2 separate regions of the Homo sapiens genome follow, and region 1 is linked to region 2. A link is a loop called in an ENCODE intact Hi-C map of the cell type or tissue named here. Cell type or tissue: Caco-2. All regions are shown on one strand. Each heading gives the region's core, and the rest is flanking DNA. Links, peaks and the distances in the headings are about the cores only. Region 1 overlaps PRSS23 (serine protease 23). Region 2 overlaps ME3 (malic enzyme 3).

Region 1 (2,800 bases), core at 102-2,601, 190 kb after region 2:
AAAGTCAAAATGAAATCAATGTTTAGTTCACAAGTAGATGTAATTTACTAAAGAATGATACACCCATATGCTATATACAGCTTAACTCACAGAACTGTAAAAGAAAATTATAAAATAATTCAACATGTCCATCTTTTTAGTGATAATAAAAGAAAGCATGGTATTAAACTATCATAGAAGTAGACAGAAAAAGAAAAAAGGACTCATGGCATTATTAATATAATTAGTGCTTTACATGTGTTAGTTATACATATTAGAAGCATATTTGCCTAGTAAGGCTAGTAGAACCACATTTCCCAAAGTGTGCTCCTTAAACACTCATGCCTTATGATTTTCTACCAAAAGTAAAAAGGGTTGTATTAAGTCAGAGGAAGATGCCTCTCCATTTTCCCTCTCTTTATCAGAGGTTCACATGCCTGTCTGCACATTAAAAGCTCTGGGAAGACCTGTTGTAAAGGGACAAGTTGAGGTTGTAAAATCTGCATTTAAATAAACATCTTTGATCACAAAACCCTTGTTTTCTCATATAATGCCTATAAGCAATCTGGTGTTCTACTAAATACATTCTGGGGATCTCTGTAACAGCCTTTTGGTTGAGGTGGTAATGTAGAAAGAATGATGAGTCCGAGTGGGGTCAGGTGTCTGTGCCTTTAGGGTTTAACCAGACCCTATAACCAGGATTTGGAAATCTTCACAGCGTGAAATTAGAAGTAATAAATTTGAAAATTATCTGTCGCTGAGAATCAGAAGTTTGTGGCAGAACTGGGGACACATGTTTTACATAGACTTTACTCCAAATTTTGAATTTTGAAAAGGAGATAGTGTTTTTAAAAGGTGGGAAAATAGCCTTAAAGGGGTAAAGAAATAGGAGCAGAGTTGTATGTGTAATCTTTCTTTTTACTGTTTTTGGACCAAAAAGGGATTGAAATACCAAGGTCATGCTCCCAATTCCCTGTTCTTTGTGTAGCTCAGTCTACCTGCTTGGGGAGATGGGAAGTACCTGGTGATGCCTGGATCATGTATTCAAGGAATCACTCTTTCTCTAACAAACCCCACAGGAGGTCTTTAATGCAGAACTTGTTAAGAATGACTAAGCCTGCCCTGGAATGATGACTCTAGGCTGCTGTCTGCTAACTGAAGGGTAAATGGCAGCCATCCAGTGAGTCCAGAGGAATTCTGACAGTGATCCCCAACACTCACTGAGGGCTTCCTTCTTACTTTGCCTGGGTTCTGCTGCTGTTCATGTCTGCACTTTTTCTTTGTTCTTGTCATGAACCAGCTCAGGTATGCCTTGAAGTTGCCTCTGACCATTGATTTCTATGGATGTTTGATAAGGCAGCCATTTCATTTATCATTCAGAATGGGATTCTTTTGAGAATGCTATGACTAATGAAGCTGGGGCAGCAGGTGTAAGCCAGGTATGTCTTGGCCAACAAGCATGTTTGGTCACTTAATTATTAACCTTTCAAAGCTCTGTATAGCGTGCAGACTGGCAGCCATCCTTGCTAATCTAGGAACAAAGGTGGGGCTGCAGCTCCCTGCGTTTCTCCTCTCTGGGCTTCCATTGTGATTCCTGTGATACCTTCTTTGCCTGGCTCAGCATTCTGAGGGCCTCCAATAGGGGAAGGGCATTTAAAAATCCTTTTGATGGGGTGGGGTCATCGTACATACATGGCAGACATGAGGCCATTTCTGGGCGATCAACAACACATCTGTTTTTAGTCTGGGGTTCCCCCCGGAGGAGGAAATAAACCAGCTTCCAGAACAAGAGTAAACAGGGGTTGGCCGGGCATGGTGGCTCATGTCTGTAATCCTAGCACTTTGGGAGGCTGAGGCAGGTGGATCACTTGAGGTGAGGAGCTCCAGACCAGCCCTGCTAACATGCTGAAACCCCGTCACTACTAAAAATACAAAAATTGGCCGGGCATGGTGGCGCATGCCTGTAATCCCAGCTGCTAGGGAAGCTAAGGCAGGAGAATCGCTTGAAACTAGGAGTCGGAGATTGCAATGAGCCAAAATTATGCCACTGCACTCCAGCCTAGGCAACAGAGTGAGACTCTGTCTCAAAAAAAAAAAAAAAAAGAAAAAGAAAAAGAAAAAAGAAAGGGTAAACAGGATTGAGAGCTGAGATAGCAGCCTGGTATGGGAAGATGATGGCCTTGGAGTTGGGCAGACTGATTCCACAGTTGTCTAGTTCCTTATGGCAAATAAATCCCAATGCATTGTGGTTTAAAATTTAAACCCTCCTATATGATTTAAAGATCCTCCCTCTTCTGGGTTCCAGCTTCTCAGTGGGCTCATTTGAAGCTGAGGAAGAGAGAAAGGAGACAGGCATATTTATCTGACTCATTGCAGTGATGTTCTCTCTTCATTGCTTGCTGCTTCTCAGATAACACCAGCTCTTCTACCCTCCTTAGCCCTTAACTATGGTGATATAACCCTCTGTCTCCTGCGCACCTTTATCTAACAGATAGCTGTCTCAAGTACACAGCCAGCAAGATGCTTCAAGCCCAGTCATCTTGTTTCCTATTTGCATAACCCACAAGAAACTCATAGGCTTGCTATACCTGTGTGTTAGTGGCTTATTGAGAATTTGGGAGGGAATATGTTTGAGCCTCAACAAACTGAAGTGCAAGGGCCCCTGGCAGTATCAAATTTGTTCTGTTTAAGAGACAGATGGGGAAGAGTTCAAAAAGATAGATTCCAGCCAGCTCATATAGAAATTAAGGATTCTGTCAAGGTCTTTTTAATTCATCTTACTTGCTGGGGGATACAGTCAAAGGACTTTAAGTAGGAGCCC
Region 2 (2,800 bases), core at 48-2,547:
ACTATGCTATATGGTCACAGAGAAAATGTCAATCACATGTAAGGGAACAATCATTAAAGGGAGTTTATCTCACATTCATTTGCACATTTGTTCTGCAGCTTACAAAGGGGATACCTTTATGCCTTCAAGAAGATACAGGCACCTCTACCAGGTAGCCCACTTTGAGGAGTTAATTTCAGCTACTTGTGTGCCTTAATATCATACATCTTTTTTTGATCAAATATTTTAAAATTCAGACATTTTGCTAATTCAGCCAATCTCTCTGTCCTCTAGGGCCTCAGTCCAGTTTCCTGAGGTTTTTAAAAAATCAGATCCATCTGACCTAGGCCCACTTGTCTTGGTGCATTTTCCCAGCAGAGCATGAGGTTTCTCATGCTTGTGGTTGGTTAAGTAATACAATACAGCCCAGGTTCCTGACCGGGCCTCCACCAAAGTAAGGTCTGGGTTGGGATCCAAGGGACAAATGATGTCGAGGGAACTCTTCCAGGCCTCACAATAAAGTGTCCAGACCAAAATGTTTCAGTTTTGAGTCCAGATCAGAAAATTAAAACCCACCTATTCCTGCCATCTCCAAATTTTGCTAGAATTGCTTTGGGAAAACTGTTTGCCAACTTGAAATATTTATTTCCTATCCTGACACAATGTTCTTTGAGGTAATAAGAGGAGAAAAGTCACTATTTTCAACAATTTCAATCCAGGCCTAAGGCCAGTAAGAAAACATTGTTTTTATTGGCATAGAATTCATGGGATTTAAGAATAATTAAGGTCAGCTACATCATAGTTTTTAAACTTTTTTGCTCCTCAGTCTTGGCTAATTTGTTAGCATGATTCTCAGAATTCTTAAACAAAAATGCAGAACTTTGAATTATTTACAATTGGCCTGAGAATGTCTCTTGAGTAATCATCAGGCCAGGACTGGTTCCATCACTTCAGAAAGTTTTTTTTCTAAAGTTAAATCAGGAGTCTTTCTTTTCTTTCTCTCCTTCCATTCTTTTTCTTTCCTTCCTTTCTCTTTCTTTCCTACAAATGCTTCAACTTTGAACTTGTTTTTGTGAATAGGGTTGTATTCAAATTCAAGCTGACTTAAAATATAAGTTTAAGGCAAAGTTAGTCTAACTTCAGCATAATTTGATAATAAAGATCTAGTGGGCTTTCAGGAGAAATAACATTCAAATCATAATTACAATCGAGGTTGGAATAATGGGGAGAGGGAAGGTCTGAGGAGATTTGAAATAAATCAAAATATAAAACAATGTGTTAAATGCACTTTTATATAAATGAAAATGAACCCTGTAAAGCAGAATGTGAAATTACTTTTTCCTTTAAGAGAGTTATTTTTAGAGCTTACAGGAGCTTTATGGATTATCTCTAGTCCAGAGATAACAGGAAAGTTTCAACTTCCAGCATTGTTAATGGGCGCCTAGGGCTCTATGTTAAATATTGTATTGGGTAGCCTCATCAGGCCTCAGCGAGGAGTGTCATGATTGATTAATGATGTTTGCCATGGCCAGGTGAGAATGTAGGTGGTGCAGGACTTGTGGAAGAATATGTGTGGAAGGATGCGTTCCAGATACCTTTCATGGATCCAGTCTAACCTACAACCTTGACAGCAGTAAAATCTTAGACTGCAGAGAAATTGTCTGCCAATAGTCACATGGATAGGTTGTGCCAGAGCTAAAACAAAAGCTCTGCATGTGGGTTCTCATTTTACGCCTCCCTATCAATGGGAGTCATTTAAAAATGCATTACATACTACAGACACTGCCATATCCAGTGATATATCTACAGGGATTGTGGGAGGGCATTAAAAAAAAAAAAGTTGTTTGCTGCTCACTCAGTGCTCTCTTGAGATGAGAATACCTAATAGTGTCTGTTAGAACAGGTGGCTTTCTGGTAGATCTGATAGATTACTGATTCAGTCAAAGGTGAGGCCTCAGCAACTATATTTTTATCAAGAGCTCAGAAGGTCTGTGGACCACAACTGAAAAACACTGAGACAATATCTCGTTTCTTCCTGAAAGTTGTGTTCCCTGGTTTTCCCACTTCACACTGTTCTTTGTACCACCTCTTCTGTCTATGGGTCTCTTTCTCCTGTGTATATTTTTTGATGTTTTCTTGTTTCTTCTCCCACTTTTTGGTGCAGCTTCTCTTATTCCTGACTCTGGCTGCCATCGTTGGCTGATGAAAGAGTTCCTTTTATTTGGTGAGTTCATCCATCAAGATTGTCTTCGAAGCTTTGTCTTTGAAGTTTTCACCTATTCCCAACCACTCCCCCTGGAAGCTTGTTTCCTGCACTGTTAAGAGCATGGACCCTGAAGGCGGACTACCTGGATTCAAACCCTACCTCCACCTCTTATTGGGAGAATGACCTTGTGTAAATGACATCACTTCTGTGTCTCAGTTAACACGCCTGTAAAATGGAAATAATATCTATTTGTGATGGTTAGTTTTATGTGCCAACTTGACTGAGTCAGAGAATACCGAGACAGCAGGTAAAACATTATTTCTGAGTGTCTATGAGGGTGTATCTGGAAGAGATTAGCATTTGAATCAGTAGAATGAGTCAAGAAGATCTGCGTCGTCTCATCTGGTATCATCCAATCCACTGAGGGCTCACCCAAATAGAACAAAAAGGCAGAGGAAGGGTGCATTGTCACTCTCCTCTTGAGCCAGGACATCCATCTTCTCCTGCCCTTGGATATCAGAGCTCCTGGTTCTTGGGTCTTCAGACTCTGGGACTTATACCCTGGCTCTCCTCATTCTCAGGCCTTTGAACTCAGACTGCATCACACCACTGGCT

Evidence for each region. Peaks named below come from ENCODE experiments on the same cell type or tissue, not always from the same donor. Only the 100,000 strongest peaks of a DNase experiment are listed, where the experiment ranks them.
Region 1: it touches region 2 in a loop (2.8-fold over the local background); 39 of 110 quality-filtered maps call a loop at or near these places.

Annotation. Positions count from the first base shown.
Region 1 is chr11:86,810,723-86,813,522 of GRCh38, forward strand. It overlaps PRSS23 (serine protease 23), which reads left to right. Exons shown (of 2, transcript NM_007173.6): 2 at 1-511. Among named protein-coding and RNA genes, the nearest start is that of PRSS23, 12 kb to the left of the region's middle. RefSeq lists an enhancer at 817-1,403. In Caco-2, for the core only: no CTCF peak of the experiment used is centred there; a DNase peak (open chromatin) is centred at 1,489.
Region 2 is chr11:86,620,582-86,623,381 of GRCh38, forward strand. The region is part of intron 2 of ME3 (malic enzyme 3); the gene reads right to left. Among named protein-coding and RNA genes, the nearest start is that of ME3, 51 kb to the right of the region's middle. In Caco-2, for the core only: no CTCF peak of the experiment used is centred there; a DNase peak (open chromatin) is centred at 1,490.